Regions from separate parts of the Mus musculus genome. Here region 1 is linked to region 2. Evidence: chromatin loops called from intact Hi-C (ENCODE). Cell type or tissue: left cerebral cortex. All regions are shown on one strand. Each heading gives the region's core, and the rest is flanking DNA. Links, peaks and the distances in the headings are about the cores only.

Region 1 (15,886 bases), core at 4,307-12,306, 850 kb after region 2:
AAGTTTCCATTTCTACTTTGCAAAGAATGTATAAATACTGGTTGATATGATCATGTTCTTATTTTCTTCCTTAAGCCATTGAGTTTGTAGTTTCTCTCTTTTCAAATTCCCATCTTGAGTCATTCATATAAGTATAGATTTGACTCCATTTATGTAATTTATTCTATATCATTGCACACTATGTTCTGATACTTTGATGAGCATGTTCACATATATGATGATGAGAGACATCTATGGAACAGCTGAAGTTTTCCTATCCTGTAATGTTTTTTTACCTGGTTTTCATACTAAGGTATGTGGTGGTTTGAATGGGTAGGACGCCAAACTGTGTTTCCCCTTCCTTTCCTTCCCTTCAAACCTTTGCATATGACCCTACTCACTCTTTTTCAGATCCATGGACTCTTCTTTCATTAGTTACTATTGTATGCATATATGTAAATGTTACTTTTATGTATATTTCAGGACTGGTCTTTTGGGCCCTGGAAAACCAGTTCATGAGGTCTTTTCTGGGAAAGGAATATTTCTCCTACTTCCAGATTTCCTTAGTTGCCAATAGTTCTTTGTATACAGTTGAAACCTGCTGCAATCTATCCTCAGTTGGGTCTCCTATCTGCGGGGAATGAGCTTCTGGTTGCAGGAGGGCAAAGAGTCAGCGAGAAGGAGGGGTGACAAACAAACATGATACAAGGGAGTGTGGGTCTGAATGTAATTTGTCAAATTGAGCATCAAGCGTTTTATACAGAAGAAAATAGGGAAGTTAGGTGACACATCTGCAAGGTACAATGAGGTTACTAGATGCTTAATGACTCTTACACAAAACAGAGGAATGCAAACACAAAGGACTGGCAGGAACCAACTGGGATAAAATTCAATGTTAACAACTGGGTCAAAAGCAGCCCCACCTAAGGTCAGCTTAATCTTAGAAGCCAGGGGCAAGGGCTTCGTGCCCTTGCCATAGTTCTTAGTCTAGTCTATTGTATAGTCCACCTTCACCCTAGGCCATTGTAAGTTCTTGTTCATGAGTGTAACTCAGCTATCTATAGTTGTAAGTATACTCTGGTTCCTCCTTAGACCACAACCTTCCTTCTTCCTAGATAATGGTAAATTCCTGCTTATGGGAGTAGTTTGCCCTGAGATTTCTAACTCTGCGTAGTAGATAGTAATGCCTGATTTCTTTGACTATCTCTCTTACAATACGAGAGGCAATTCTGAATGTCACTGAATAGGCAACATTCTTACTGAATTCAAAGCCCATGGTCAGTGCAAGGACTGCCCAGGACTGGTGAGGAATCTAACTTAGCTGTGTGTCAAATAGAGGCACTTATAATAAAGCAGTCTTAAGGGAAAGCACTCAGATCCATTTACCAACTAAAGCAAGGACATTGGAGCATTCGTTATACAGGATGCCACGGTTCCAGGAGACTAAGTTTCTGTAAACTTTTCTCATCGGGACAGCACCCAGGATTTTGGGGCCTGTTGCACCTGTCACTACTGGAGTGGATATAGCAGAAACCTTTTTCTCTGTCCACTTTGGCATGTTCATTGCTATTGTCCTGCTTAACCGATGTTTGGGCAGTTTTATTGGTGAGACTTTATGGGTGTAGCTTCTGATATTACTAGGAGACACAATCTTACCATAAACTTCCTGGCAGTTTGGTTCTTGCAATTTTTATGCCTCCTCTTTGAAAATGTTCCCAGTGCTTTTGATGAGGGAGTGTGTTGTAGATGTATCAATTGGTACTGGGCTCGAGATCTCTGCAGTTTGATTGGGTGTGGGTTTATGTAATGGTCTCCTTCTGTTGCAAAAGATGACTTCTTAATACTCTTAAAATTTCCTACCTCTTGTCATAGCTTACCTAAGTATAAATACCTACGGTACATTTCTGCTCTTGGCATATTAATTGCATTATTTTAATCTATTTGCCTGATTCCTGTGTGGTGTTTGACTATTCTGACAGCTTTAGCCCTATCTTCCAGCAGGATTACATAGCTTGTTTAATGGTGGACCTAATGTGTGAGGTAACAGAAGATATTTTTCTAAGCCTATAGTGTGCAATTTATATCTGTTAGAACTTTGCTGAGTATCAAGTCTCATGTTGCTTGGGGAGAAAAAGACTCAAAATTTATTTGATATCCAATATCCCACCTCACTTATGACTTGGTGTTTCCCCAAAGCTCATCTCCAGACAGATGTCCCTTGTGTAGAAAATTCACCCATGTGCCATTGTTGTGCTAAAGCTCAGTCCCTGTGGCAATTGAAGATTGGGAGAATTATTCTGTAGTATGATTAAATCTCCAGTTTTTTAGTAGCCTGTGTTCCAGGTGTGGGACCTTTATTCTGATGTTCCACTTTTTCTTCCTGTTCAGGTGAAACAAAAGAACTAGTGATGGGTGGGGTCAAAGAGATTCTTTTTGTCCAGATGATGTAAGACTCTGGTCATGACTTTTCCTGGAGAATGCAAGCTTTGTTCTGGAGGATACACTGAATATTTCACAATTTCTTTTTTCTTGATTGACTAGGAACTTATCTTTCCCAATTTTATATGTTGACAGTCTTGTGGGGTTCCCAGGAGCAAACTCCATAAAAGGTGAGGGCATCCTAAAGTTGTGTCTCCTCAGGATTTCTTACATGCAATCTAGTCTACTCTCTAGGCAGCCCCAAGTAAATCCTTAGCATGATGGATTGCAGACCCTGCCAGTTTGATTTCTGTTTCAATGAGACTTTCAGTGTGAGCCCTGGTTTCTCCATGGGAGTGGACATGAGAGTTGTCTTCCCTGACAGGTCTCAGAAATACTTAGTTTTAGTTTGTAGAGGTGTGTGTGTGTGTGTGTGTGTGTGTGTGTGTGTGTGTGTAAAACAGTAAAGACTTTCAAACTTTACATGTTCAGATGAAACTGGATTCTTAAGTTTCTATATTAACAACCACATTGTTTAATGGTCTCTGCATTATTCTTTTTTTATTTTAAAAATTATATATATATATATATATATATATGTATACATACACACACACACACACACACACACACACACACACACACACACACTGTAGATTTCTTCAGACACACCAGAAGAGGTCATTGAATTCCATTAAAGATGGTTGTGAGCCACCATGTGGTTCCTGGGAACTGAACTCAGGACCTCTGGAAGAGCAGTCAGTGCTCTTACCACCTGAGCCATCTCTCCAGCCCCTCTGAATACTTCTCTTCATAGATTCATTATACTATTCTCTAAAAATTTAAGCATCAAAGATATAATAAGAATAACTCAAGATAAATAAAAATGTCTTTTGCTTCCTTTTGAGTTATAGTTCTTGATTTCTTGAGGGTTATTGTTGGTTTTCTTGAGTTGATGGCTCTTTTCAAGCTGGCCACATTTGTCATTTGACATCCTGGTTTCATGCAAGTGAGTGGCAGTTTGGAACACAGTGGCAAGTTTTGGAGTATATGGAAGCTTGGCCTTACATGCTATGGAGGAGGCTGTGCCTACTTCTTTGTTCCTGGGACAAAAATTATGTTTCCATTCCTTCGATCAGGCTTCTTCCCAGAGGTAAAATCCCGGGTCTTCAACATATAAGTTTCTGTTGCTCTTGACCTTCTCAGTTAAAATCCTCATGGTTTCCCACTGGGTCCATTCTCCAGCCACCACTGGAATCATGGTTCCTTTATACTTTCTTCTCCCTAAGTATTCTCCTCTGTCGTCCAAACTGCCCCATGATTGAGCTAGGATTTCTAATGACAAATGGAGCCAAGCATTGGAAAAGGATCATAACTCAAGAGAACCCGCAGTAAGCCTCAAGAAGTGGAAGAACACCTACTCCTCCTTCCATCTGGTTAACTTTACTGTTTTTTTAAATAATTAATTTCTATTTTTTTTTTTGAGTATTTGTTTGCTTGCTTTTGAGATGGGGTCTCATTATGTTGCTTTAGCTGTCACAGAACATACCATATAGATCTAGAAGGTTTTGTCTGCCTCTGTTTTGGGAATAAAGGCATGCACCTTGAACACCAGGCTTAAATTTACCATATTTTTTAAAGAGTGCATTTAACAGTTTCATTCTGATAATTATTTTCTGACTTCTATGAGTTACAAGTGACATTTAATGTGATTTGTTATCCATGTAGGTATCCATCCTTCTTGAACCAATCTACGGCATTACAAAGATATTATTAGAATGACTGCTTCATTAAAGCTCTAACTTCACAATATTAAAATAGACATCATAGTTCTATCCCTACACCAGAATACAGGCTATGTTTGACAAATGTCATTTATTTTGTATACCACTTAAGTTTACAAATATAAGAGGAGTATATGAATAAATAGAAGAGTTTTTAACAGTGATGCTGTACTCTGTTGGAGTTACATTTTGAAAATGAGCATGTCTGCACTGTGCAGAACAGAACCTCACTGGTATCTGTCTTTGGCGTCTCTTTCCTTGTCCTTACCCTCTCTTGCTGTTGGCATTGGATTGATTGACTGTGCCCTGTGCAAACGTGACATATCATTTTGTTGTTTGCTATTTTCCTGTTGTGATGTGAATATTAAATCATGCTCTCCTCGTCTGTATAGACCTAGGTATTTAGCTACCGGGTCCCTGTTTATGTTGGTTTATGACTTTATAGAACCTTTAGTAGGTGGGGGCTTCACTAAAGGAAGTCAGTTATTGGTAGGAGAGGGTTGGGTACATATCCAAGCTCTAACTTTTGTCATAGCTTGGCTCTGTTTTCCATTAAAAGATGAGGAAAAAATGAGTCCATGCCAAATGTTCATGTTGCCATGGGCATCCCTGATTCCATGCTTCTTGCCCAAAGGATTTCCCTCCAAATCAGGTGTCAAAGTAAATTCCTCCTCACGTAAGTTGCTTCTATCAGCTATTCACAACAAGACCAACTCTGATGATATTCTTCTGAGCCAAGGACAGCAACTATCAATCCCATTCAACCCGATTTTACTCAATCACCGAACCAGTGCAGAGAAAGCAAAGATTTTTTATTGTACCATGTACAGTGTTTGTCTAATTGTGTTCTATCCTGGCTTCTATTCTGTAGGCTGGTGAGGTGAACTGATAAGCAGATAGTGTAGTCTACAGAAAAATAATTCTAAACATACTGAGAGCAAAATGATTTTCTGTTGTTATTTGCTGTGCTGGGGATTAAATAGAGGTTTTCAGGCATGTTAGCAATAACCTACCACCAACACTATTCCATTCCCTTTCTGCATACATATCAATGGTATTATGAAACATACGTCTATAGTGCCTTCTAAATGAATACTATCTGAAGTAAACTGTGAAGCTATAAAATAATACACGTTTTAAACCACATTTCTTGGTCATTACAAAGTCGCGTACTTGAAATACCTATCATAGGCTCAGTAGTCTATCAAGGAAAGTTTAACCTACAGTAAAAACTTAGACTTGAAAAATTGGCTCTAAATAATCAAAACACTTAAATCCTTAAAACACTTAAAAATCAAGTATCCAGATAGTAGAGTTAATACTATTTTTTGAAACTTTTATTGTTAAAATTAAAATTTACATTTTTTTTTCACCTGGAGAAAAATCAAGAAAGAGTAACAAAGATTAAATGCTACTCCTGGGTCCGCTGACAAGTTTTTGAAAGCTTGCATTGTTTCTCTCACTTTGCTTCTTCAGTTTTCTCACCCGACTTTGCAAATCTATAATGATTATACAAGAAATCTATCTTTTAAAGTCTATATGTACCTTAAATTATGCCAATGTTTAAGTGAAGTTCCTCTGCTGCATAGATTTAAGGGATTGAAGGCCTGTGAGAATGTACATTTATATTGTCAAATACTGGCTATTTATTTAAAGGCCATAATAAAATACGTTATCTTTGGAACATTAACAGAGTGGATATTATCCCAAAGAAAACAGGGACATTGAATTGTACACTGAGCTACTCATGTTATCAATTGACCAAATCAGGAAAATCTTTTAAAGGCAAATGAAAAGGTCATTGCAAAAATTTTCATTTGGTTTTTTTATTATATAAAAAAAATGAAAATAGTTTGAAATAAGCACTTCACCTGTGGAAAGTAGTTTGCAGAAAGCTGGCAACCCAGGAACCCATTTCACATAATTATATATATATAAAAATTTGTGTGATTTGTTTTGGTTAGATGTGGACAGGAGAAGAGTTTGTTTTATTTTATTTTATTTTTTAAAAGTGCAAATCATAGTACTTAGGATGATTGGAATGTGTTTGGAGGTTTCACCACCAAAAATTGCAGAATTTTAAAATTCTTTCCTACAGTGGAAAATGGCTGAAACCTCACAAATCTCTTTAGGAGCCCTGACAGTAGTCCCACTAGAGCTAGTCCTTAACTGTGGCTCTGAGGTCTCCTTGCGCCCTTCTGGAGTCTCAGGTTTCTTTATTGTAGGGTGGCCTGTCTCCAAGCCCCACCCTTGTGTCTCCAAGCCCCACCCTTGTGGACTCTGCTGCTGATTCCTGGGCTGTCCTGACAGAGGCAAGGACAGCTCCTCATTGTGTAACTGTCAATGACTTCTCTAAGAGCTGCACTTAACACTTTGTTTTTCATGTCTTTGGAGAACTGAGATTAATGACTCCATTGTATATAGATCAGAAAAGTTGCTTGTTACAACTAATCAATCTGCTTGACTACAAATAAGCTTTCTTTTGGAACTCTTCTCAGTCCCTTGGCAATCTCCTCATGCTTATGTCTCCATTGCCTCCTGGTTTATTTGAAGCCTTGATCACTAGTTTTTGGCTTTAGTTATTTTGAGAAAAAAAAACCAAAAAAACCAAAAAACAAAAACAGCATTGAGTAGCTCCAGACTTTTGAAGTCCATATGGATGTTAGCTTCTGCTTTACCACGTCCATAGCCAAGTACAGAGTGAACTTTATCCTTACTGTGAGAGCCTTGGCGACTCATTCATTCATTCTATAATTTTGAGCTTCATATAAAATTTTAGAATCATTTAAGCTTTTGGATTAAGTAGATCAAATATTTCTTCATATTTTCATGTGGTTTTGCTTTATATTTTTTCATCCATTTTTTGCTTCATATCTATTCTTGAAATTAAATATCCTTCCTTCTACTCTTCAAATCAATGCTCTAATTCAAAGTCTAATTATAGTTTAATGAGTGTAAATTATACATAGTAGATGAATATATTGTACACACATACACACACACTGTCAAACACACACACACACACACACACACATATAGAGGGGGGAGGGAGAGAAAGACATGCTTGATACATAGTTATAGTTTATACTTTTTCTATAATAAGTACTTGTTTTATATCAATAAATGGAATTGTAAGATTTATACAATTTGCATATTGTGGCACATAGAACTCTTAAGCCTACAGCCCCCTCTGCTGGGTGTATTTTCCCAGATTTATTGTGTTTAATTTAAGCATAAACATTTTTCATACTTTGATAGCTCTTAATCATGTGCTATTTTAGCTCAGAGCCCCACGTGCATTCTGATCTATAGGATGCTTCATTGGCTCAGGCATCTACACATTATGGATCCAATTTTTCAGTGAGTTTCACCACCTTTACCTATTTTGAAGATTTGGTGATGCATCTAAGACCATGTTTATAATAAAAATATTGTTATTTACACATACACTCCACAGATAAATGCATCTATCATTAGATAATGAGGTTGTGTAGGTCCAGAACTTCAATAATGAACTATTAAGCTGTTAGGTCTGGACCATGTATGCCATGTGCAGAATCACATTTGCTGTTGGGTGTAAGCCTATTAACCTCAGATAAAGAAGATGACATGTGAAAGAAATGATTTTAACCAATATTTCTTGGAGAACCAATGAGTTGAATTGGAGTTACTTCCAGTAGCATGGTTGAGTGTTCTGTTATAGGAGCAGTGAGGAGAGATTACTCTGAGACACATAGGTGAGGGGGTTGGTGAGGGGTTGCTTATAAGTCTTGGGGAAGGAATTACTTACAGTATCATGGGCGAGAGGTCATAGCAGGCATCACTGAAGTCAAATCATAAACATTATTTTAGATGTTGGAGACTACTGTTAAATACATGCTCAGTTAACACAGAGGCATTCTTATATAAACTCTTTTTGGATGAGATTTTCTTAGGTTGGGAACCATGTTTTTAAGTATACCAAAATGCCAAAGAATCTCCCTGCCTCCCATTCTTTGAAACTGAGCTTCGTGTATCATTCATTTTCATGCTACCTGTCAAAGGCAACCTTTCAGGAAGGCATTGGATGGTTACTGTAATGAACATGGCAGAGACAAAGGGGTGAACAACATTTGAATCAGGAGAATGGAATGTTTATCTGATAATTTCATTCCTCCTATGGGGATCAGTGGGCAGTGTATGTGGAAAGATCATAGATACTGGGTGATCAAGTGTTCTTATATTTTATCTGCATCCCTTTTTTGTAGACATAAGTCAACAATGGACACCCTCATCTCAATCACTTGATAAAATCATGTTCCAGGAGAAGTTATTTTCCCTGTTTCTAAATTTCACATAGCTTATCTGAGCAATTAGTAAGAACAAAGGAAGTCATATATGTTTTATATAATGCCCTGATGTTAGTAAGTCTTCAACATGGTAGACACACATTTGTTTTCTCTCTCTTTCTTCTGACTAAACTAGAACCCTGACACCACCCTGCATCCATTCCTCCATATCCAGATAACAACTTGAAACATACCTTATATGAATTACTTCAAAACAACAACAACAACAACAACAACAACAACAACAACAACAAAGTGTGTAGACATTGTCTTTTCTATGCCCATTCCAGTTCTGAATAATGACCCAGAGACTTATTGAAGTAATAATAACATTTGGGCACTGAAGCTGGGCAGATTCTCTGCTGTGTGGCCTATTATCTGCCCCGTTAGTCTTGCCTGGAATCATCTTCTTCATCTGCACCACAGTAGTGATGACCCCTGTTCCCACCCACTCCCTCTTTCCCTCCCTCTCTTTCTCCCTCTCCCTCTCTCCCCCTCCCCTCTCCCTCTCTCCCTCTCCCCCTCTCCCCTCCCCCCTCTCCCCTCCCCCCTCTCCCTCTTTCCCTCCCCCTCTTCCTCCTGCTCCCCCTACTGCTCCCCCTCCCCCTCTCCCTCCCCCTCTCCCTCTCCCTCTCCCTCTTTCCTTCTCCCTCTTTCCCTCTCCCTCTTTCCTTCTCCCTCTTTCCCTCTCCCTCTCCCTCTTTCCCTCTCCCTCTCCCTCTTTCCCTCTCCTTCTCTTTGTCTGGATCCAGAAGTCTTGCCTTTTCCTCTCCTATCCATCTCTTGTCTGTTCAGCTTTTATTTAACCTACAGTGGTCTAACTAGCACTAGTCCTCAACTGTGGCTCTGAGGTCTCAGAGTGATGGAGAACAATGTTTACAGAACCAGAACTTTAAGTCATGAAATACTTCTTCTTCATCATCATCATCATCATCATCATCAAAAGCCCAAATTTCAGCCAGTTCTCTGCTGGCACAGAAATCAGCATTGAATATACAGTGCACAAAACATCCATTAATATCACTTTAAATAGTCTTCATTCTTCAAGCTATTGTATTGTGAGAGTAGATCTTTAGTATGTTACTTAGAAGAATATTAATAGGTGGTATTATAGAGAGAAAAATTTCATTGGGGGCTGGAGAGTTGGCTCAGTGCTTAAGGACTCTTGAAGCTTATCCAGAGGACCTGAGATCAGTCCCCAGCACCCAAGTAAGATATTTTGTAACTTTCTGTAACTTCAGTTCCAATGGATTGCACACATACTTCTGGTCTCTGAATACACACTAGACAAAAAGTACTTGAGAAGTTCAAACTAGATGAAGGCATAATGAGATAAGAAACCTACTAAGCCACTAATACAGAAGCTGCTAGGAGGTGGTATGAAGTGAGGTAAGGGTTTAATTTCTGCATATTCACATGCTGTGGGCACATGTGTGTATGGGGAGGGTGGATGTGCATACTATGTGCCTGTCTCATACTCACAGTCTATCTCAAAGAGTCTCTTTTCCTTCTTTGCTTTGTTTTTTACCTTATAGATTTAGGCAAGCTGTCTCAGTTGAGTCAAGAACTCACCAACGCAGCTCATTCTGCCTTCAGCTGGGCACTTCACTCTGGGCATTCCCTTCTCTGCCTTCTGACTTCCCAGTTCTGAAATTACAATAGGTTGGCCACCACGGGGTCATGTGTGTGCATGCAGAGACACATACAACACACACACACACACACACACACACTGACACAGTGCTGGAGAGCCGGGCTCCTCACAGTTGCATTGGAAGCCTTTTATCCATGAATCTCCTGCATCTAACTTAACAGTGGTGACAAGAACTTTCTGACTGAGGAGACCTTAGTGAAAGAAAGGCAGCACAGGCTTTTCTGCTTGCCCAGCTTGTTCTGCAGTCTGCTGTCCGGGCGATTCCGGCTCAGGAGTGCAGACACAAACCAGAGTGACAGTGGAAGTCATACATTCATTCTGGGAGCACATTCTGCAGCACAGCACCCAATTGTTTTGATCCAGCATTTTTCTTCTTCCATTTATTTTCTTTCCCCTTGAGGAGCTCAGCCAGCTCATGGGGATGAAGACTTCGTCTTTGAGAAGGCCAGGAGGCAGGCAGGCAGTTCCTGAAGCTTGCTCTTTCTGTCGACCCTTGTTAGTGATGATGTGACATTTTCTCTGTTCTCAAGCCCCAAATTAAGTCTGGGCATCTCATTCATACGTTTTCAAAATCATGTCGTTTTTATTTTTCTTACATTAAACATACAGAGAGTGTTTTATTTTGACAAGACATCCATCTCTGGCAGCTGATTGTCTTCTCACGTCATGGACAGTGCAGCAGAAAGTTCTTGGCAACTTGTCATGTAAATAATGAAGGCAGTGTGATTTGTGTTTTCTAATCTTTGGCATGTGAAAGTTAAGATAATGTAAAGTGTGTTCCTTAATGATGGCCAGGTTTTCTTGGCTTGCAGTTCATAGTTCAACTGGTGACTCATTCAGTAGGGTTGGCAGTGGGATATTTTTCAAGGCTGGGTAGGGGATGATCTGAAATTTTGCTGTGCATTTTACTCCATGGGAAATCAGAATGGATGATTCATTTCTATAGAATTGTCTCATTAGTTATTATGTTCTTTTTCTCTGGCAGTAGTAGCCACGGTGTTTGTGTCAAATTATTGCAAGAGACTATGTGGTATCTTCAATAAACAGTAAATAAATAGGAAATGAGTCTGGCATTGCACAAGCTCTTTCTGGAGATTTTAGCTACTTCCTGGTCCCACTTTAATACTAGGGACATTTTCTCAGGATGATTGGACCTATGCATCGGGTCCTACAAAAAAGCTATGCTGTCTATTCCAGTGCCTCCAGTAACTGGAAATTAATGACCTGTGTGGTTGAGCTCTGGATCTGGATACTGATTAGGACCAGGCCATCTACTTCAAAGCAGGGAATTAGTTGAGACCATGCTGGACATGATTATCTCCAAACAGAAAAATAGCTTACTGCCAGAATTTGGAAATGACCATGAGAAAAATAAATAGCAACATGGTAGATGTTCTGAGATTTTGATTTGAATTTCCGTCATCAACCTGGAGTTATGGGGAGTTAAACAAAGTTTTTTAACAGATTAAAACATGCTACCTTCACCAGAATATTACTTTGTATTCTCCTTGCATTTTGTATCTTTAGTTTAGACAACATTCATGTATGTGCTCCTGATCTTGCTTCTCCCAGTTTTACATCTAGGAGTGTAGCGAATTTGAAAATAGGTGAAAGTATCTTATGTGTATTTTGATACTATATGTATCAAAAATAAAATTTAAGACCACAAAAACTCTAATGACTGAATACCTTTGCTGAAGACACAAGAAGACATCAAGTGGAATTTACAAAACTCAACCAGGGTCTTCTGCTTTGTTTACTTACCTCCTCATTCAACAAATATATATTAAAGTATCTGGACAAAAGAAAAGGTAGGTTAAGAGACAGCGGGTTTGTCTGTCTTTTCATATACAGGTATATGTGAGAGAGACTTAGAAATAAAAAAAATGGATAGACCATGCTGCCTCTTTTGAAGAAATAGCAACTCGGTGGCATAATAAGGGTGCAAACAAGGATTTGGTGGATGTACTACCTATTCCAATAAGGTTGTATTTGTAGATATGAGTAGAATTAAATGTCTGGAAGCTTGGCGGAGACACTGGGAGGACTGAGACCTCTTGTCTTTGCTCTCCATTCAGAAGCTATGTTGGTGTAGATGAAAATTTCTAGACCAGAAACAGAATAGGATGACAGAAGCACTAAAGGTCTAATGAACAGTCTTATACATTACACCATACCAAATGAATGAATGAATGAATATCCGCTTTGCATAGCACATTAACTTCCCAATGAGCCTCTCCGGCATACACACAGCCATTAGAGAATTCTTTTCAGGGTGTTTCCCTATTATAGCCATTTGGGGATGTGAGAAATTACATTCAACAGCCTGGAAAACTACCCCCAAAGCTTCCATTAGCATCTGTGTCTCATCTCCTTGTGCTGGTGAGTATCTCGATTCGCATCTCCAATCGCTCTGCCCCACTTTTAATGCTGGCTAATAAAACCCAAGTACTCATTAGAAAATAAAAATATTTGCCTGGCATACCACCATAAACAAAGCTATTGGAATGGTACATCATTTTTATAACTATATGCACATGAATGTAATGAGATAACAAATGTACTTCATCCCCCAAATAAAGATGCACCAGTTGTGATCAGAGGAAGTGTGGGGAGCAAGCTCTGGTAGGACATCTTCATCAGCACAGTGCTGTGGGTGTGCTCTGGTGACACAGTTGGCTGTTTTTAATCTGTCTTTGCTATATATTGCCTGTGCCTAGTTTTAGATAATTTGTTATGAACTATGTGTGACCATTAACATCAGTTGTCAAGTTGATAGCCTCTAAAATCACCTAGCAGACTTATCTCCGGGCAAGCCTGTGAGGAAATTTTAGATAGGGTTAGCCAAGATGGGGACCCCTACCCAGAATGTGGATGTCATGTGTCAGCTGAGATCACTGGCTGTATACAAAGAAAGCCTGGAGAGAGAAAAACATTTCATCCCATGCTAGCTCTCCGATTCCTGACTGTGGATGCAATGTGAGCTGCTCCATGCTCCTGCCATGCTTTCCTGGCAATGATGGACTGTATCCTTCAATCAAAACCTGGAACAAACCGTTCTTCTCAAGTTGCTTTGACTTCTACCAACTGTCACAAATATACACTTGTCACTGTGTTCAGCACCCCAAGGTAGGTCTAGGAGGTAGTTGGTTTCCAACAAAGAGAAGCTTGGGAGAGGGAAGGATCCTTAGTGTTTTCCTAGTGTATGGAGTCTGCTTTCTCTTGATTCTGAAACTTGAGTAGACATTGAATAGAAAAAAAACTCAATTAATTTTAGGCTTTAATCTAAAGAGGAACAGAAGGCTATAGTTAATCTATGTTCATTATATTACCAATATTATAAAAGTTCTGATGTGGCAAGTGTTTGAGTCTTTTCATAAAGAAAAGTCTACTTTCATATAGAGTCTACTCTCTATAGCTTCTGCTCTTGCCTTAGAGTTCCAATTTGCGTTGTCCTAAATAAGCTACTGAGTTAACAAAACTTAGAGCTTTTGTCAATACTGTTTCTGCCTTGGCAAATTCTTACTCTTCCACCAAGAACCATGAATCCTAAGGTCAGAGGGTACATGGAGCACCTGACTCTTAGGAAGTATCCCTACTTGCTGCTCGTATGTATGCAATATGTGTCCATAAACAGAATTTGACTTAAAATTTCCCTGGCATAGTATAGTTGCCATCTAAGTATTATGGAGTTAATAGTAAATGCTAAACTTTACTCAAAGACTGCAAGATTGTTCTTGTGGAAAGAAAAACAGAAACAACCACAACAAATAAAATTTTAAAAAAAATGCCCTACTTTGTGATTATTTGCTACAGTGAGAGCTTGTTCAGAACCATATATGTTAGGTAGAGTTCCCCCAGGCACTGGCTGATTTATTCCCAGCGCCTGATTTATTAGGTTTACACTGACTGAGACAGCTGAGCTCGGCTTTCTACCCTTTGAAGATTGCTGAGGTCCAGAAGGACCATATCACCCATCCCACCTGCCTTCTACTCCTGTCCCTACACCTTTAGTCTTATCCATCCTAGTGAGATGGATTGTTGCCACTCTGAAAAATGATGAGTGAAGGGAAAAAAAATCTCCACATGATAGATTGAGGTCTTTTCCCACAATAGGAATGACAATGGCAAAGGTGGAGGCAAAGGTAGACCTTTTCAGGACCAGGTTCTCACTGAATAAAACTCTAATAAGTAGCACGCTGCTCTCCTCCTGGGACTAACACCTTTCCTGGGCAGTATGTTTCCCAAGCCATGATACAGGGAAGAAGAGAAGGAGTGAGGATGGAGGTGAAACAAAGGAAATTTCTGGAAGCCCTATGCATCACAACTGGACTGCAAGCAGAAGAAAGCATAGGGACCAGTAGGGAAAATGGGCCTGAGAACCAACCCTCATGATGCGGGACAAGCTCAGGGTGTCCCCAGGGGAAGGGTGGGTCACATGGACCCTGAAGCAAGGCAGTGAGCAACAAAGTTAGGTATAAACCAGAATCAGAGGCCTTGGATGTGAGATGAACATTGTGTGCTTCACCAATCACAAGTCTCACCTTAGTCTGATGTGCTCGCCTGAGTCCCATAACTTGTCTGAGGTGCACTCGCTAATTTGTAGATGTAAGTCAGTTGAGAAGGGAGACTCATGAGTTCCTTCTTGGCTGGTTTTTCCTCAGGACTGAGTGTTTTGTGGCAAGGTTTCACCCTGGTGGGTCCTGGAAGCTGGGACCTTCACTGATGGAGTCAGTAGATATCCTCAATTAAACCTTAATTTTCTCCATTAAAGGTGAGGATGTTCAGTGCTGAGTGTCTACATCAATGGTTCTCAACCTTCCTAATGCTGCATCCCTTTAATAAGTCCCTCATGTTGTGGTGACCCCCCCCTCCCCACAAACCATAAACTTATTTCCATTGCTCCGTGCAAATATTTTTGGAGAGAGGTTTGTCAAAGAGGTTGTGGCCCAGAGGTTGAAAACCAATGATAAATATGCAACCCATTGTTTTTCTATATCTATGTCTCTGTGATCCTCAGCGATGACATTGACAGTCTTAGTCTTGGCCTGAGGCCCAAGTCATGTCTGTATTTTAAGCCCTGTTTCCATGAATGGTTATTGATTTATTCTAAAGTTATTGACAGGAAAATACCTATGACTTCACACTGAAATTCTGGCCCTAGCATTCTCAGAGTCCCTGTGTGCTAACCTTGGCTGAGCTCAGAAGTGCATACATCATGAAATGTGATCACAGATTGAAGGTGATGTGTGAAATATTATTAGGCGTATAATACTACTGTGGTAGATCTCTGTGGCGGTTTAACTATCGGAGAATTTCACAGCATATATATAATTGTATCAACATAAACCAATACCATAAGCTTGAGGCTGCTTCCTCAATTACTGTAACTACCGGTTGCTAATTGGAATGCTTTTACGGAGGCTGCCCTCCCTTTGGACTGTCCATGCTGCTGGTGTGAGTGCAACCAAGGAGCACAAATAAATTGGGCGTGAACAATTAGACCACTCGGCCTCCGATAATCTGAGAGACTCGTGAAATACGATTTGAATCTGGGGCTGAGGTGTGACTCTAGTTTGCTGTATATCTTACCTCTGCCAGGAGTGGAAAATGAATTTTTTTTTTTTAAAGACCTGAAGCAAATTTTGAAGCCTCTGATTCTTTCAAATGGTAATGAAGAGTTTAGCCAAGTTGCTTTACAGGGCATCTGACTGAGCTATTAT
Region 2 (15,886 bases), core at 4,473-12,472:
GTGAAATCCTCTCTATAGAACTGGGACCTTTCCCTGTTTGCTCTCTGTGGTAATGAGTCTGATGAAAAGTCCTGAATGGGTCACAGAACATTCAGGTGAGCAGGTACCAACTGCGCAACCGTTGTATAAGCAGCCCTAAGCACATTGCAAGGAGTGCCAGAAGGAGGGTGCCCTGATGTTTAGTTTGGTTGAAAGATGTTTGTACATAGGGGACTGAAGCAGGTGTATGCAAGAATACGTGCATATCCATGCGATATACTGTCTCACCCAATGAGCTGCTCTGCTCTCTGGGTCCTTACATTTCCCTGCACCTCTTCTACACTCTTGAAACAGTGTAGAACCATTGGAGGGATGAATTTAAGAAAAGATTGGTATGATACATATGCTAATTTGCTAGAATTTATTTAAAAGTGTGTTTGTTTGTGTGATGTGTGCATATACTCATAGTGTGTATGTGTGTGTGTGTGTGTGTGTGTGTGTGTGTGTGTGTGTGAGAGAGAGAGAGAGAGAGAGAGAGAGAGAGAGAGAGAGAGAGAGAGAGCTTGTTGCTCACTCATGCAGACTCCTGTGGAGACAGAGACAAGTAAGAGTTGATGTCAGGATATGTGTGTTGGGGATCTGAACACAGGTGCATTTTACCCGAAAACCCATCTCCTCAACTTCTTAAATTTTTACGTTGGCATACACAGTGATGTTTTTCATTGTGGCATTTGCATATGTATATATATGAATATATATGTATACACACATGTGCACGCACACACACATATATCTATACACATATGTTACATACATGCACACACACATATACACACACATACACACACACACACACACACACACACATATATATATATATATATATATATATATATATATATATATATATACATGCATATGTGTATATGTGTGTGTTTACACTTTGTTCTGTGCGTACCCTTTTCCTGGTCCTCTCTGGGCCTCTCTTGATGAGATTCTTGCTTATAGTTTATGAGATTCTTCCTTCCCATCAACAGTGCTCTCGTCCTCTTGCATAATCCTTGAGATGATCCTTGGCTTCTCCTCCTCCCTTGCCATACTTCACTTTCTACATTCTTGACCTACACGGACATCCCCACGTCCACACCACCACACATGCACACAATGCACATATTTGTCTGTGCATATATTTACATACTTATTCATGTATATATATATATATATATACACACATACACACATATACAAATATATATGTAAACACACTTAAATCTTGATTCACATATTCACATATGAGGGAATAGAGGCAGTGTTTATCTTTATGTGTTTGTTTTATCTTATTCCATTTGACATCTACTTTCCCATTCAAGTCATGATTTCAGAATTCTTTATGGTTGACTAATATTCCATGATGAATATATATCACATTTAAAATCCACTCATAAAAATCTGTTAATGAACATCTAGACTGGTTCCATTTCTTCATTGTCATGAATAGCAGTAAGCATGCATGTGCAGGTATGCCTGTCACATGTTGACTTTGTCACATGTTGACTTACAGTCCCTTGGATATACATCCAGAAGTGGTACAGTTGAGTGATATCCCAGTTCCATTTTTAGTGTGTCTGAGGAACTTCCAAGGTGACTTCTGTAGTGTCTGCAGCTGTGTGAATCCTCACCACTGGTGTGTAAAGAGTTCTGCATTCCCTACATCCTTGCCAGGAACACTTTCCTGCTGAATAAAAGCACAACTTTCTGCTTCTGCAGGATTGAGCCTCTTTAGAGAAAAATGTGTCCCTTCCTGTTGTCAGTAGAAGAGCAGTTGCAGGATTTTCAATAGATTCTTGGGTCACCTCTGTAAGATATACATAAAAAACTGCAGTCGCAAATAAATATTTGCCTATAGCTTATGCTCTCTTCCTATGTACTTTAAAATATCTTTAGGTAGCTTATGGCACCTCAGAGAATATAAATGCTATGGCAGTGGTTAGACTATATTATCTAGGGAATCCTGATAATAAATGGGTTGGTACTTACTCCATTTTTAATATTGTTTTGGGGTTGGGTTAAAGCTTGGATGTAAACCTGCAGATATGAAGGGCAGGCTTTATTTCACTTAGCGTTTCTGGAGCCATTTAGAACATACGGACTGAATGCGCAACTCTGACAATCAGGTCAATACTTGATGAAATGGTCATGATTTGCCCATGCACTCTAAACCCAGATGCTCCCAACAAGATCTAGGTGAGGCAGCACTGTAACTTTAAGAGAAAAACTCCAGACTTGCAGAGACGTATCCATGGTCACCTGACAGAGGATTTTCGGAGTCTTCTTTAGGTACTTGACTGTTTTGGACAATGAAGGCTACTGCGTTTCTTGGTTTGGATATGGTGGCAGGGGTTGTAATGTTAGTTGTGACAGTGACCGTGATGACCTTGGGTACCCAATGCAAAGACTGATTTCCAGCTCCCTCAACTAAGTTTCTTGTAGAGCTGTTTTTATATTCTTTGAAGCAACTTTAGGGGCCGCTATATTTATTGAAGAGGTTGGCTATTCCTCACATAAATAACATGGAAGGCAGAGGGGGACCATGTACCACTCTCTAATGTAGTATAGAATGTGTTACAAAAATTAAAAAGGATAAGGTAGACTCCTGGCCCCATTCATGGGATTCCAGTTCAGTGAACATGACTCATGCACTGACATTTGTAATTTTAGAGTCCCTCTTGTTCGTTCTGATTTCCAGGTAAGGCTGGAAAATGCTGAGGTCTAAGCAAGGGTGGGTATAAGGACTGTCTCTGTTACTATTTAATACGCATACTGTCCTGTTACATCTGAAGGGCATACTCTTTCAGCTCTTGAGTCTACAGGTACTGCCGTCCTGGGCTGTCAAATATTAAGCCCAGACAAAAATTTATGATGCTCATTGGTTCCTTTCCTGAGTTAGCATCACCAGTCCTGCATGCAGCCACTCTCACATGCCTTAAGATGCCTGCTGGTTAAGTTTTAATCCGAGTGTCAACAGCCTAACACACCCTATTAACTTGCTGCTCACTCATGGATACTAGCCAGTTGGCAGGCATTAGCCAGAACACCTGTCCAAACTATTTAGCTTAGATTCAATAAACAAAGAGGACACCGTTCAGTCCATGGAAGCATTTGTTCTAGATTACAGAAGAGAGGAGTTTGCTCTGAGTCTTAGGTCACCAGAAATCTACCTTTACCGGGGAATTGAGGCCAGATAACACTGGGGAGGTAGATCTGGACTATGATTTTAATGTCATTCCCCATATTAGGAGAAAAGAAAACATATTTTCATGGCCTGGTTTGTTTTCTTCCACCAGCCAATACCCTAGCATGCATAATTTTTGATTTGTGTCCAGTGCTGAATGTATGGGCTATGTCTGTTGATCTATGTCCAATGTTGCATGTGTGGACTGTGTCTGTTGATTCGCATCTAATGTTGAATGTATGGACTGTGTTGATTTGTGTCCAATGTTGAATGTATGGGCTATGTCTGTTGATCTATGTCCAATGTTGCATGTGTGGACTGTGTCTGTTGATTCGCATCTAATGTTGAATGTATGGACTGTGTTGATTCGTGTCCAATGTTGAATGTATGGGCTATGTCTGTTGATCTATGTCCAATGTTGCATGTGTGGACTGTGTCTGTTGATTCGCATCTAATGTTGAATGTATGGACTGTGTTGATTCGTGTCCAATGCTGCGTTATAGACTGTGCCTGGACCTTGCCGTTTTATGTTGCTTTCCTTCCTCTGCATTTGCAGTGCCCTTTATCACAACCACAACTAAGCCCAGCATTTGAAGAAGGGGTACAGAATGCTTCCTTTCCCTTTCTCCAGCCTGGGCTCCCTCTCGTTTTCTCAGCAGTAGATTCATTAGCCTCCTAATGAAGTTAATAAGTGAGCAGACCAGACAGTCCCTTCTAAAATAACACTTATAAATGGATGCTCTTCCCTACTCTCAAAGGTAGGCTTTAATTTATTTCCCTGCCAGATGTCCACATGTGTAAAACTATGATAGGTGGGCTCTTGGAAAGTGGTTTCAAGCCAAGAATGGGAAAAAGAGTTAAATTCACAGAGAGCCTATCTATTTTCACATTTATAGGAGAGTAGATTTTATACACCCCATTCCTGCTTATATATATAATGACTATAAAGATTAGATAGTCAGGCTTTCATTGTTACCGTCCCATCGTTCAGTGGCCAATTACTTTATTGGACATAGAAGTTCACGCCATTAGGAGACTTCTGGCAGCTTCACCATAAAGATCACTGCCCCAGACACGATAAATTGATAAGTGGCAGCTACACTCTGTCACATGTCAGTGAGATTTCTTTATAGGAATCTCTAAGCTTTCAGGGGAAACATTTCACATCTCTCTGCTGTTACCAAGCATAATGTCCAAGTTGAAGCTCAAGTTGAGTCTTAAAATGCAATACAATTATCTTTTAAAGTGTCCTCTTTCAACGAATCCCTCAAATTTGAATTCTCACCACATTTATGTCAGGAATGAGTGTGAGATCCATCTAACTGAATCTTCCATTTCATAGACGGACAGACAGGGGCTGTGAGGGGATTGGCGGCCAGTGACTTCAGAGCTGGGACCTAAAACCAAGTCTTCAGTGTCCAGTGTCTGTTTATTCTTGCTGCGGTATTGACCATCATGCCTGGCCCTTTCTGCTTGTGTTTCAGAAGATATCTTTGGATAAGAGATTCTTTGGGGACCAGAATCTGGTTTCCTTGGCTGTTTGTCTGAATGATTTTCACTTTAGGTGAATCCTGAGAATCACCTGGGAAATTTAAGAAAAGTCAGTTTCCTGGGCTTCTTTCCAAACCCAATGAATTGATTTCTGGGGCCAAGGTCTAGGAACCCACAGTTTCAGAGAGCTCTCTTCTTAATTAGTCATTGACCTAAGAGGCTTCCTGGCCATCTTGGCATCTAGAAGATTCATGGGAATTTGTTCTGGAGAACCTTTCCCCTGGCTTGTCAGCTTCCCTGCGCCCATTTTCCCTACGTCTGGCTCAGAGTGACAAGCGCAGAGACTTCCAGAAGCCCACAGTTGCACCTTCATCATTATAAATGACAGCCATTAATAATTGCAATGGGCTCTGGCACTTACTAATTAGCCCCCATTCTGTCAGCATCAGGCCTGTCTGATTGGGCAATTAACATTGATCTTGGAGAGCACTGACACAAGAGGCTAGTTGCCGGCCTTGACTCCTTCTTTGAGGTAAACCTTATGAAGGTAAGTTGGCAGCTGGGGAGTCTTCGTCTCCATGGGGAATCAGGTGACATTGAAAAGGCTTTCTTGTAACAGACGAAAAAAAAAAAAAAACCAAAAAACCACCCCAACTTGAGTTACATGTTGTATTTGTTGGAAGGCATGTAAGACAGCTAGACATTTGGAAGAAGAAAGAAATGAAGCAAAGCCTTCCAGATGGGAAAGTTTTAGTTTCCTCAAGGTGCCACAGTTGCAGAGCACACTGGCTTTACTTTCTGTTGAACTGCTGTCAGGTGCCTTCTCTGTGGATTAAGTACTTACACAGAGACCCAAAGGGACCAGTTGGGTTAAATAGGTGAAGCTGAGATGGTCAGGGAGGATAGGATTTTTCAGGCCTGCCCTGACTCTCCAGTCTGTCTCTGCATAAAGGAATAGGAACCCCCTCCAGGGAGCAGTTCCTCAGAACACAACCCTCGAGAGATGCTATGTTTCCTCCTGGACTCCTGTATAGAAGTGGCATCAAATATACCCAATCTGTTGCTTCCCTGTGTACCTACTGGTTGATTTTAGATAATGCTTTGGTTTTGCTAAGTTTCTCCTAAAGGGCAATGAGTTAAAGCCTCACTCTTTGGTACGTGGCATTTTGAGAGGATGATGAAACCTTTAAGAAGGAGTCTGTAGGTTTTAGTGGCAAGGGCTTTAGGCCACTGGTTATATATGCCTAAGGTATAGTGGGACTCATCCACCACCCCCCTCTGCCACCTCCTCCTCTTCATCTTCCTCCTCCTCTCAATCCTCTCATTTGCTCTCCAGATGAGAATCTTGCTTCGCTTTATGATTTTTGCCACAAGGGGGCAGGAAACAACATTCCCAGTTAGCCATATAGCGAGCCATTAAAGACCATAAGCCCAAATAAGCCCCACTCTCTGTAAGTGAATCATCCCAGGTCTTTCATGACTGCAGTAGTAAGCTGATTAGTGTAGCCAGTTAGTGTTTCTCCAGTCTTGGTGCTGAATTTTCACATCTGTTCTTCTCAGCTTTAGGCAGTCCACCATAGAGTAAGGTGATAAGATGGGCCAGATTTTTCATTATTTTTTTCTTTTGTAATACTCCCCTCTACTTGTGCTCACCCAGAGATATAAGAATGCTTTTAAATATCCACAGATCCACTAATATGCCTGTTATGATGGACATGGGTAGATAATTGCATATTATTTTAAGTCTAGGGTGCCATCTCACCTACACCATACATTTTGTGTATGTATGTGTTTTCATGTGCATACATATATGTGAGCATAAGTATGGAGGGGCAGGTTTGATTTTTTTACCCCCTATAGGTAAGATATGGAACTGTTCCATCACTATAAGTGTCTCTATTGTTGCATATACTGAAAGTATGTGTGTGTTTATGCATGTGCTTATAGAGGACTGAGGATAAACGGGAGGAGTCAGTCTTTCATTACTCAACCATGGAAACCATTATTCTGCACTGAATCTCTGCAATGTTGCTTCGTAAACTTGTAAAATATGGAGCAAGCTAGCATGTACCACCTTGGAGTTGGCTGTTTTCACTTAGTGTAGATCCCTGGAGCTCTAAGCAGGGTGTGTGTATGTTAACAGGTTTTCCCCCTTTTCCACACGTTCCTTCTCAGTGATTGTCTAGTCAGTAGAAATATAACTGTGATTGCTTTGGTGTGTTGTGTCCTATGATTTTTTTTGAGTCCTTGATTTATTTGGTTTTGCTTTTAAATGCCTGTTGTGCATTCGACACTTGTTAAGGGCTCTCTGGGTTCGCAGTGGAACAGAGGGCGGTTCCTGAGTGAGGGCTGTGCATGGGAGAAAAATGCTGCACTTGACCATGCCCTTGTTAAGGTCATCTACTTAGACCAACTGCATAAATAAAGGAAAAATTGTCTAATGTCCCCCAAATAAAAGAGATGAATGTCGAGATAGAGATAGGAGGGCAGAATTTTGAAAGGATGAGAAAGAGAATGTGAGACCAGGATAGGAAAGAAACAAAACTTCACTTTCCATTCTTCAAGAAATGGCTGTGGTTTTGTATGTATGTGTACATGTAAATATGGATGCCTGTACATGTGTGTGCCTGTGTGTGCATATGTGTACATGTATGCAGATGCCTGTACCTGTGGTTGCACGTGTGTGTGCATGGGTATGCATGTAAGTGTGTTTGGTGCATGTGCCTCTCTCTCTCTCTCTCTCTCTCTCTCTCTCTCTCTCTCTCTGTGTGTGTGTGTGTGTGTGTGTGTGTGTGTGTGTGTGTGTGCGCGTGCGCGCGCGTGCACGCAGAAGCATGAAGGTCAGAGCTCAAAATGGAGTGTTGTTCCCCGGGGGTACTGTTCACCTTATTTGTTGACAAAGAATTGTTGTCTCACTGGTTTGGAGCTCACTGAATATTCTAGGCTGCTTGGCTAGCAAGCCTCATGAGTCCTCCCGTCTCCACTTCCACATCATTGGAGTTGTGTTCTACTGTGGTGTCTTGTCCCTTCAAGTAGCTTCCGGAGAGCCACTCAGGTCATCTGGCTTGCACTGCAAGTCCTTTACCAACTGAGCTATCTCTCCAGCTAAACAATTATGCTGTACATAAGTCCTAACTTGGAGATATCAGAGAGTGGTAAGTCAAGAACCACATGGGAAGTGAGCTTTGAAGGGAAAGTCAGACACTGGTGGGCGATAGGATGAATGAACATTCTAAGTAAGTGCAAGAAGTGCAAGGTTAAATTCAGAAGGAAAGAAGGACCAGAGAGTATCCAGGAAATGGTTAGGAGGCCAGTATGGTTGATGTACTGGCTAGTTTTGTGTCAACTTGACACAGCTGGAGTTATCACAGAGAAAGGAGCTTCAGTTGAGGAAATGCCTCCATGAGATCCAACTGTAAGGCATTTTCTCAATTAGTGATCAAGGGGGAAAGGCCCCTTGTGGGTGGGACCATCTCTGGGCTGGTAGTCTTGGGTTCTATAAGAGAGCAGGCTGAGCAAGCCAGGGGAAGCAAGCCAGTAAGGAACATCCCTCCATGGCCTCTGCATTAGCTCCTGCTTCCTGACCTGCTTGAGTTCCAGTCCTGACTTCCTTGGTGGTGAACAAGCAGTATGGAAGTGTAAGCCGAATAAACCCTTTCCTCTCCAACTTGTTTCTTGGTCATGATGTTTTGTCCAGGAATAGAAACCCTGACTAAGACAGTTGACATGTGTGTGGATGAAGTTTTGGGGAAAGTGACCATGACTGAAGCTTGACAGGAAGTGAAATTCACTTTTCTGTGGTCAGAGTGGAAGAAGCAAACTCCAGGAAGTAAGACTGTAGAAAAACGGAGTTAGGATGGTGCCCTAGACAGTGAGTCAGTGTAAGGCAAAGCTGTCCACTAGAGGGAGCTGTTCAGAGACTTAGGCTGTTCTTAACTCTATTCAGTCTATGGACTGAATCATTCATTGCCTGTGTTTGCTTATTCATTCATTCATCAAACCCTGTAGTGTGTGCAGTGATCTGATGATCAAGGGATAAGACGGCAAAAAGATGAAATTGGAGAGCAATTAGAAACTTCATCTTTCACTAGAACTTATGGGAGTCCATGTAATGAGCACAGATTCTAAATTTGAGCCTAGATGTGTGGACTGGCCTTGGTGAGTCTTACCTGGTAAGAGGCCATTGGGGATGAGACTTCACTGGCTTCCTGTTCTTAGATACAGGTCAGATATCAAGACTCTGAAAGCATCAAGTGTGGGTTCTCTGGAGGATGCTGGGTCTCTTGTAGGACAGGGCATAGAGGTAGCATGGATGCTTAAGCTTAGTCCATTTCCTTCCTCAAGTGTGCTTCCTGTGGGTATGTGGGCAATGACGGTGAGTATGGTGGGTGGTGATGCAGGACACCACCAGGGGCTTGAACCAGACCTGATTCTGATTTGTTCTGATGTTTGATGATCTACCTTTTTTCTTCTTGGAATACAAAATTCCTGCAGTCTCAAAGACTGAGAGTGCTATAAAGGATTTATTTATTGTCAAATGGAAGAAGCAATCCATTTCTTCCCTTTTTTCCCTCTTTTTTGCATATTTAAATTTTTATATAATTTTACTGATAACAATAGTTTTCCAAAAGCTTGATAAATGGAGACTACTCTTATGGACTTGCTGTGCAAATCCTGTTTACATTGCAGTACCGTCTTGGCATATGCATAACTATATATTTCTACCCATATACTTTCACGTAATTGAGATCATCTTGTATAACAAGTTTTTCTCCTATTTTATATAAAGTTTGACTAAGCATTTTTCTCTGTTATTCAAAGTGCTTTCCAAGCATGCATTTAATGTTAGTGGAATAGGGTATTAGATTGCTATTCCATAATTTACTTAACTGTTTGTTCTTCTATTTTTGGAGATTTAGGTTGCTTTCATTTCCCTCTATTTAAAAAGTGTTCAAGTGTTCTAATGCTTGCCTAGGTGCATAAATATTTGTTCTTGTCTGCATTTCAGATTCTTTCCTTAGGATAGCCTCCCAGAGGAGAAACCTAAGACTCAGCACATGCTGTCAAGTTGATTTTGAGCAAGGTGCATTTTGGAAACTCTTTTCCTGGGAAAGGCCAACGCTGGGATTCAGAGAGAAACACTGCAACAGTTTGTGATGTGTGCAGACACGGGCAAGGTCTATTATGTGATCAACAGTCATTTATGTGCTAAAAGGTTTGTGGGATTATTGGCAAAATTCCTATCATAATCATATCCTTCAAAGGATGCATTTCCAGATTCAAAGGATATCCATGCCTTCTGCAAGCCAAGCATATCCAGGTCCATCTACTTTGAAAAATGAAAAGAATAATGGCACTATCATCATCAACAGCAATAATGATAATAATAGTTGTCATAGTTATTGGCCGCAGTGTGCCAGACAATTATTGGGATAAAACCTATATGCTTAGTTGATCCTTACCATAATCCAATGGGGGAAATGGCAGCAACACCCCCATTCCATGGCAGATCAGTTTAAAGGTTGGCGAGATGAACTAATTTTCCTCTGTAAGAGGTTATAGCATTAGAATTTGATCTACACCTGCTAATCCTAGGGCCTCTGCATTTGACCCTATTCTAGATAGTCCTGCTTGGTGGAAAGTTGCTGTTGGTATTCCCAGAAGTCTAAGATGCATGATTTTCCCAGTGTAAGGTCCTGGTGTACTGGCTCACATGAAGGGTCAAGATGCCAATGCCATTTGTCTCGAGTCAGACTTATGACTTCTTCCTTCAAAGCACTGCCTGCTACAGTATTATCAAGAGAGCGGTGCAAATGCTTGGGTTTCTCTGCTTTCTTAAAGAGTTAGAAAAGGTCTCAAGTCAACTCTCTGAGCAGCCACTGAGGTATGCCTGGAAAGGGAACATAAGTGTTTTGTACCCATTTTGTGCACCATTTGTACATTCTTGATAGTCACTATTAGGCAAACACATGCACTTCAGAGCATTTTACCTGGTTTCAAAGACCAGCTCTGCTACTTGCTAGCTGTCAGCATTGGGGCAGAAGAGTTCGTCTTTCTTTCATTTTCTTATCTCTGGGTAGTGCTCAATGGTAGTACCTAGCTGGGCAGCTCAGAGGATGCTGGAAGATGAGTGAAGTGTTTGCAGTAGTGCTCAATCCTATAGGTAATGCTTATGAGTGTTTTAGTTTCTGTCATAATCTCTCAGCCTATCCTATTTCCTGTGTTGAAGTCTCAGGTCTGCCAGGGCTTCGCTCACATTTCCTCAGTGTAAGTAGTAAAAACTCGTGGGATATATTCTTAGACCTACTCTCTTGATACCTCCCTTTAATATGGGGGTGGCACAGGTGATGCATTTGCTGAAATGAATGAAGGGTAGTCACAGACTCTGCAAGACCGTGAAGTGGCAGCACTGGACTCAGCAGGTGACTCAGGGGAGACTTCTCCAGGGTGTGTGTGGAGGTCATGCAGCATGCTGTCACATCATGAGTGGCTTCAGTGGCAGAAATGTACAGTTCACAATTCTGCAGGATTGATGTCCAAATTCCAGATGGGAAGAGGGTCTTCATCTACGATGGTCAAATTCATCTTACTCCCAAGCCCTGGAAGCCAGCAGGCAATCTGTGGGAATCCTTGGCCTGTAGAGAAAGCATCTCTTTTCTGTCTTCATCCCCATGCCTCTTAGATTTCCTCCTTATACCATTACCATTTACTCTCAATTGGTGGCCTGTTCTACTCCAGTACACTCTAGTACTAATATCGATTCAAGCAGTGACTTTGAAGAAATGCTCCAAGTTGTCACTAATGAGGAAGAGTTAACCAGGAATTGCTGAGTTGGGGATGGGGGAGATTCTAAGCAAGGCTGTGAAAAGATCCTATGCCACATGAAGGATCAGCCTTCTATGAGAGCCAGACTGAGCCAGTCAAAGAGGAGAGAGATCTTTGGAGACCAGGGAGAAGCAGAAACCAAGTCCATGAGTATTTTGTCAGCCATATTCAACACACACACACACACACACACACACACACACACACACACACACACACATTGCTTATATTTGGTTGAAATGAGAAACAGTTAATGGGCTTTATGTGATTTTTGACTTAATTAAAATTTCATATTTTTTATTTTTGAGACTGTAACATACTTTCTTCTGATTGGTTGTCTACTTGAATGATTTTTTTCTTCCCACAAATCCTGCATAGCTATCTATAAGTGAATTTCCCCCTTGGCATAATATGTATGCTTTGAATGTGATATACAAACTGGAAGTCATGCTGAATTGGATGCCAATATTTCCATCACTCTGTTCATGTCTGTTACTGTAATTTTCTTTTTTCATGAAGTAGATGTCTTACAGTTTGTAAATAACCAAGTCAATCTAATCTTTACTTACAGAGCTACGTTTTCAGTCTCATATTTCTGTGATTGGAGCGTTCTCACCTTTAAAACGTGTTCTTGTCAGAGCACATTCTGACAATCGCAATACATGCTGAAATTGTTGAATAAGCCATGACAATCGTTTGGGGAAACACCTGCTTGTTTTGTAGCTACCGCAGCCGATCCTTCTCCCAAAGTTCTGAAGTAGGCATGATTAAGCCTTTCCATTTCCTGGATGGGGAAGCTGAGATTACATCATAGGGACTCCTCTAGTCATTTGTATACCATATAGGTAGTCTTGGGCTATTATTAGCCAAGATGGCAGAACCATGGTATATTCCTAACCAAAGAATTCCTCAACTGGCAGCTTTGGTGCCTTTCTCTGAGTGGTCTCTACTCCACTCTTGTCACTTCTGATCTGGGTACCAACTCTGACAGGAAATAAGAAGTTCCAAGGAGAGCAAATCCCTCTGCAGAATTTGCTGCTTACTGTTTAGCATCTCTGCCTTTATTGTTGCTATGACCTGTATGGGAATTTCTTCTCTTCTTTGAGCTATTTAGCAGCCTGCGTGTGTTCCTTTCTTCCATTCCCTTCCTTGAACACCTCAGTCCTTTGTCCTTTTCTCCTCATTTACTTGTTACTTGGCCTGACCTGTGCAGTCTCTTCAGGCCACCCTTAATCACCCAGTTGTGCACTTGGCATGTCATCAATGTGTAGAAATGTCTCTTGGGACAGTCAGAGGAGGAGGAGGTTGTATCTGAATTTCCTTGGCCTTGATGTTTGGAGTCTGTTGGAAGCCTGTCTGCTCCTGATGGAGCTCTGCAGGTGTCCTAAACATCCTGTTGTCAGGCAGCCTCCTGTGGACGCTTGGTTCTTGGTGACCTTTCTGTTCTTGCCACCAGCCTTGTCCTGGCAGTGATTCCTTTTCTATAGCTAGTCTTCTGTCACAGCTAGATGGTGGAGAATGGGATAAGTGGATGTTTTGGAGTGATGGCATGCTTTGGAAGCCAGCCAGCTGAAAACTGACAGTGTCATATCCAGAATGACACAGTTTTCAAAATTTGCTGGATGTCTAGTGGCAGTTGCCAGGCTGCTTATCAGAGTTGACAAAAGGGACATTTTTGAGAGATTGGAGTGTAAGTGGAGGCAATATGTTGGGGTTTTTATCATAATTGCTAGCGTACATCGAATGGCAACAGTGTGCCAGGAATAGGTACTTTCCAATATGTCTGATCTAACCATCCTAATGGCAAGATGTTTAATAAAGTGCCAGGTCTGGTGAGAGCACAATAATGTGACAACAGGGGATTGTTTTGTGGATTTCTACATTTGCTATTTTGTCTAAAGATCTGCGGAATTGATAAATGCTTATAAACTATGGCAGTTATTAAAAGAGACTTTGAATAGAGTCTTCACTCCCAGGAATGTCTGATAGGAAGCTTAGTGATCCTGTAGCCACAGTCCTCGGTCTCAGTGAATGTGGCCTTTCACGTAGTGCTGGATGAATGTAGCCAGAAGAGGATCCATCCAGCTTTAGGCATTTTAGGAAAACCTCAATGACCTCTTGCTACACACTGGGACCAAAGCCACACCGAAGGCCTTCAGGAATGGGCTTCTGTTATTGCCAGTACCACACTTGGGACAAAGTCCTGGTGTGAAGGTTCCGAATGCTTGTGCACAAGGACTCACTGATGATGCTACCTCTCTGTCTTGGACCTTTGGTATGCTGGTGTTGGCAGTGTCAGCCAATGAACACTGAACCAGGATGCTTTGAATCTGTATCAGAGAAATCATTAGGCTTTTTGTCTGCTTCCCAAGGTCTATTATTAAAGCAGCAGAGTTAAGATAATGACACCCCATTTATATGGACTCAGAAGTGCCTACATAGATGGAGGGGTAGTAGAGGGGTAATAATAGGGGGGTAATAATAGAGGGGTAATAACATGTGATACTAGGAGATCCAAATTGTGGTTATTTCACTTAATTGAGAGCAAACCTATTTTTACTGATTGAAGGCTTCACACTAGTCCAGAATATTCTTATTTTCTCCCATCCCTATTTTCTCTCATAATTCCTTTTTATCTTGTACATTTTCAACTCTAGGGTCTCTTTCCCAGTGAAATACCATTTGAACATCCAGAGAGATGTCTTGGCTGGCCAACTCTTCAGTCCCCTGTTTGGCAATTATTGTTATACAGCTCATGTACAGGTTGTTTATTTCTCCAGTCTTTCACCCACCCCATCACACATTGATCCATTGAGAATGGGGGCGATTTCATTGTATCCAGCATGCCTCTTCCCTGGGAAGCACACGTTGACACCTGGCAAGTTCATTTGCTGGAAGGGCAGCAGAGCAGGAATTCAGGAAGGGAAGGGAGCTTGGCTTTGAGGATAGAAGCCAAGGGAGATGGGAAGATGGGAAATGGCAAGCTTTGACCTGAGCTGTGTATCTTCCTTCCAAGACTCTCTCAGCTGGATTGTTGATGCCCCGCATCAGCCATAGATACAACTTTCCCCTCACTTTCAAGGGATAGAGAAAGAGAGAGTTGGAGATTTGCTTAATGTACCTTGGCTAAGGAAAGAGGTTGGACGGAAACAAAAATGAGCATATTTTGAACACACATATAGATATATATTTTATAGGGAAGTGGACACCCCTGAAAGATCTTGAGATCTTCAAGAGATTTGCAACTAAACTCTTTGCTATTTAGAAGGGTAGAGAGCAAAAATTGTGAACCATAAGATAGGAAGATAAGTGCTGGGCTTTCTCTTGGAAAAAGAAAATCTGAAAAGCCACACTCAAGTGGAACTCTGAAGGAAAATAGCTTCCCTTTCTTCTTTAAAAATGAAATTCTAAGCTGAGTAAAGTGAATCCGATTGTGAAAATCAATCAAGCTGCAGTTAAAACACCTGAAGGGGAAATGAGGGGAGGGGAGGGAGGGCAGGGCAGGGCAGGGCAGAGGAGGAGAGGGCAGGGGAGGGGAGGGGAGGGGAGGGCAGGGGAGGTGAGGTGAGGTGAAGTGAGGGGAGGGCAGGTGACCAGAGGTGAGGGGAGGGCAGGAGAGGTGAGGGGAGGGCAGGGGAAGGGAGGGGAGGGGAGGGGAGGGCAGGGCAGGGCAGGGCAGGTCAGGGGAGGAGAGGGGAGGGGAGGGGAGGGGAGGGTTGATACTCAGGGGTTTCTTTGGTAGTTTTGAAAGTGAGCTTCACATGGAGGCTGTGCTGTGTGTCCGTAACTGGTTACCAGGCTTTATGAGATGGAGATAAGTAAGGGTTGGAACTATTCTATTTTTAAAATTAAATTAATTTATTTTTCACTTTATAGCTCAGTATCAGCCCCTTTTCTCCTCCCAGTACCCCCTCATGTAAGTCCTCTCTCCATTCCACCTTCTCCTTCTCTTTTGAGAAGGGAAAGAAGCCCCCCTCCCCGATATTACTGTCCCTCCCAAGCACATCAAGTCACTGTAGGACTAAGCACATCCTCTCCCACTGAGCACAGACAAGATGATCCATTTAGGGGCTTGGGATCCACAGGCAGGCAGGCAACAGTCTCAGAGACAGTCCCTGCTCCAGCTGTTGGAGGCCCCCACTTGAAGACCTAGCTGCCTATCTGCTAAATGTGTCCAGCAGTGCTCTCTGGGTGGTGATTTATTCTTTGAGAGCCCCTGAGGGTCCAGGTTAGTTGACTCTGTTGGTCTTCCTATGGAGTTTCTATCCTCTGTGGGCTTCTCAATCCTTCTTCCAACTCTTCCATAAGATTCCCATTCATTCCATCTAGTGTTTGGGTATGAGTCTCTGCATCTCTTTC

Evidence for each region. Peaks named below come from ENCODE experiments on the same cell type or tissue, not always from the same donor. Only the 100,000 strongest peaks of a DNase experiment are listed, where the experiment ranks them.
Region 1: a loop joins it to region 2, with 9 times the contacts of the local background. A loop is called at or near these places in 4 of 42 quality-filtered maps.

What each region holds. Positions count from the first base shown.
Region 1 is chr19:49,257,449-49,273,334 of GRCm38, forward strand. No RefSeq gene overlaps it. Among named protein-coding and RNA genes, the nearest start is that of Sorcs3, 1.1 Mb to the left of the region's middle. In left cerebral cortex, for the core only: a CTCF peak has its summit at 7,375 (motif pointing left); a DNase peak (open chromatin) is centred at 7,385.
Region 2 is chr19:48,405,434-48,421,319 of GRCm38, forward strand. The region is part of intron 2 of Sorcs3 (sortilin-related VPS10 domain containing receptor 3); the gene reads left to right. Among named protein-coding and RNA genes, the nearest start is that of Sorcs3, 210 kb to the left of the region's middle. In left cerebral cortex, for the core only: CTCF peaks have their summits at 6,064 (motif pointing right) and 8,593 (motif pointing right); DNase peaks (open chromatin) are centred at 6,047 and 8,609.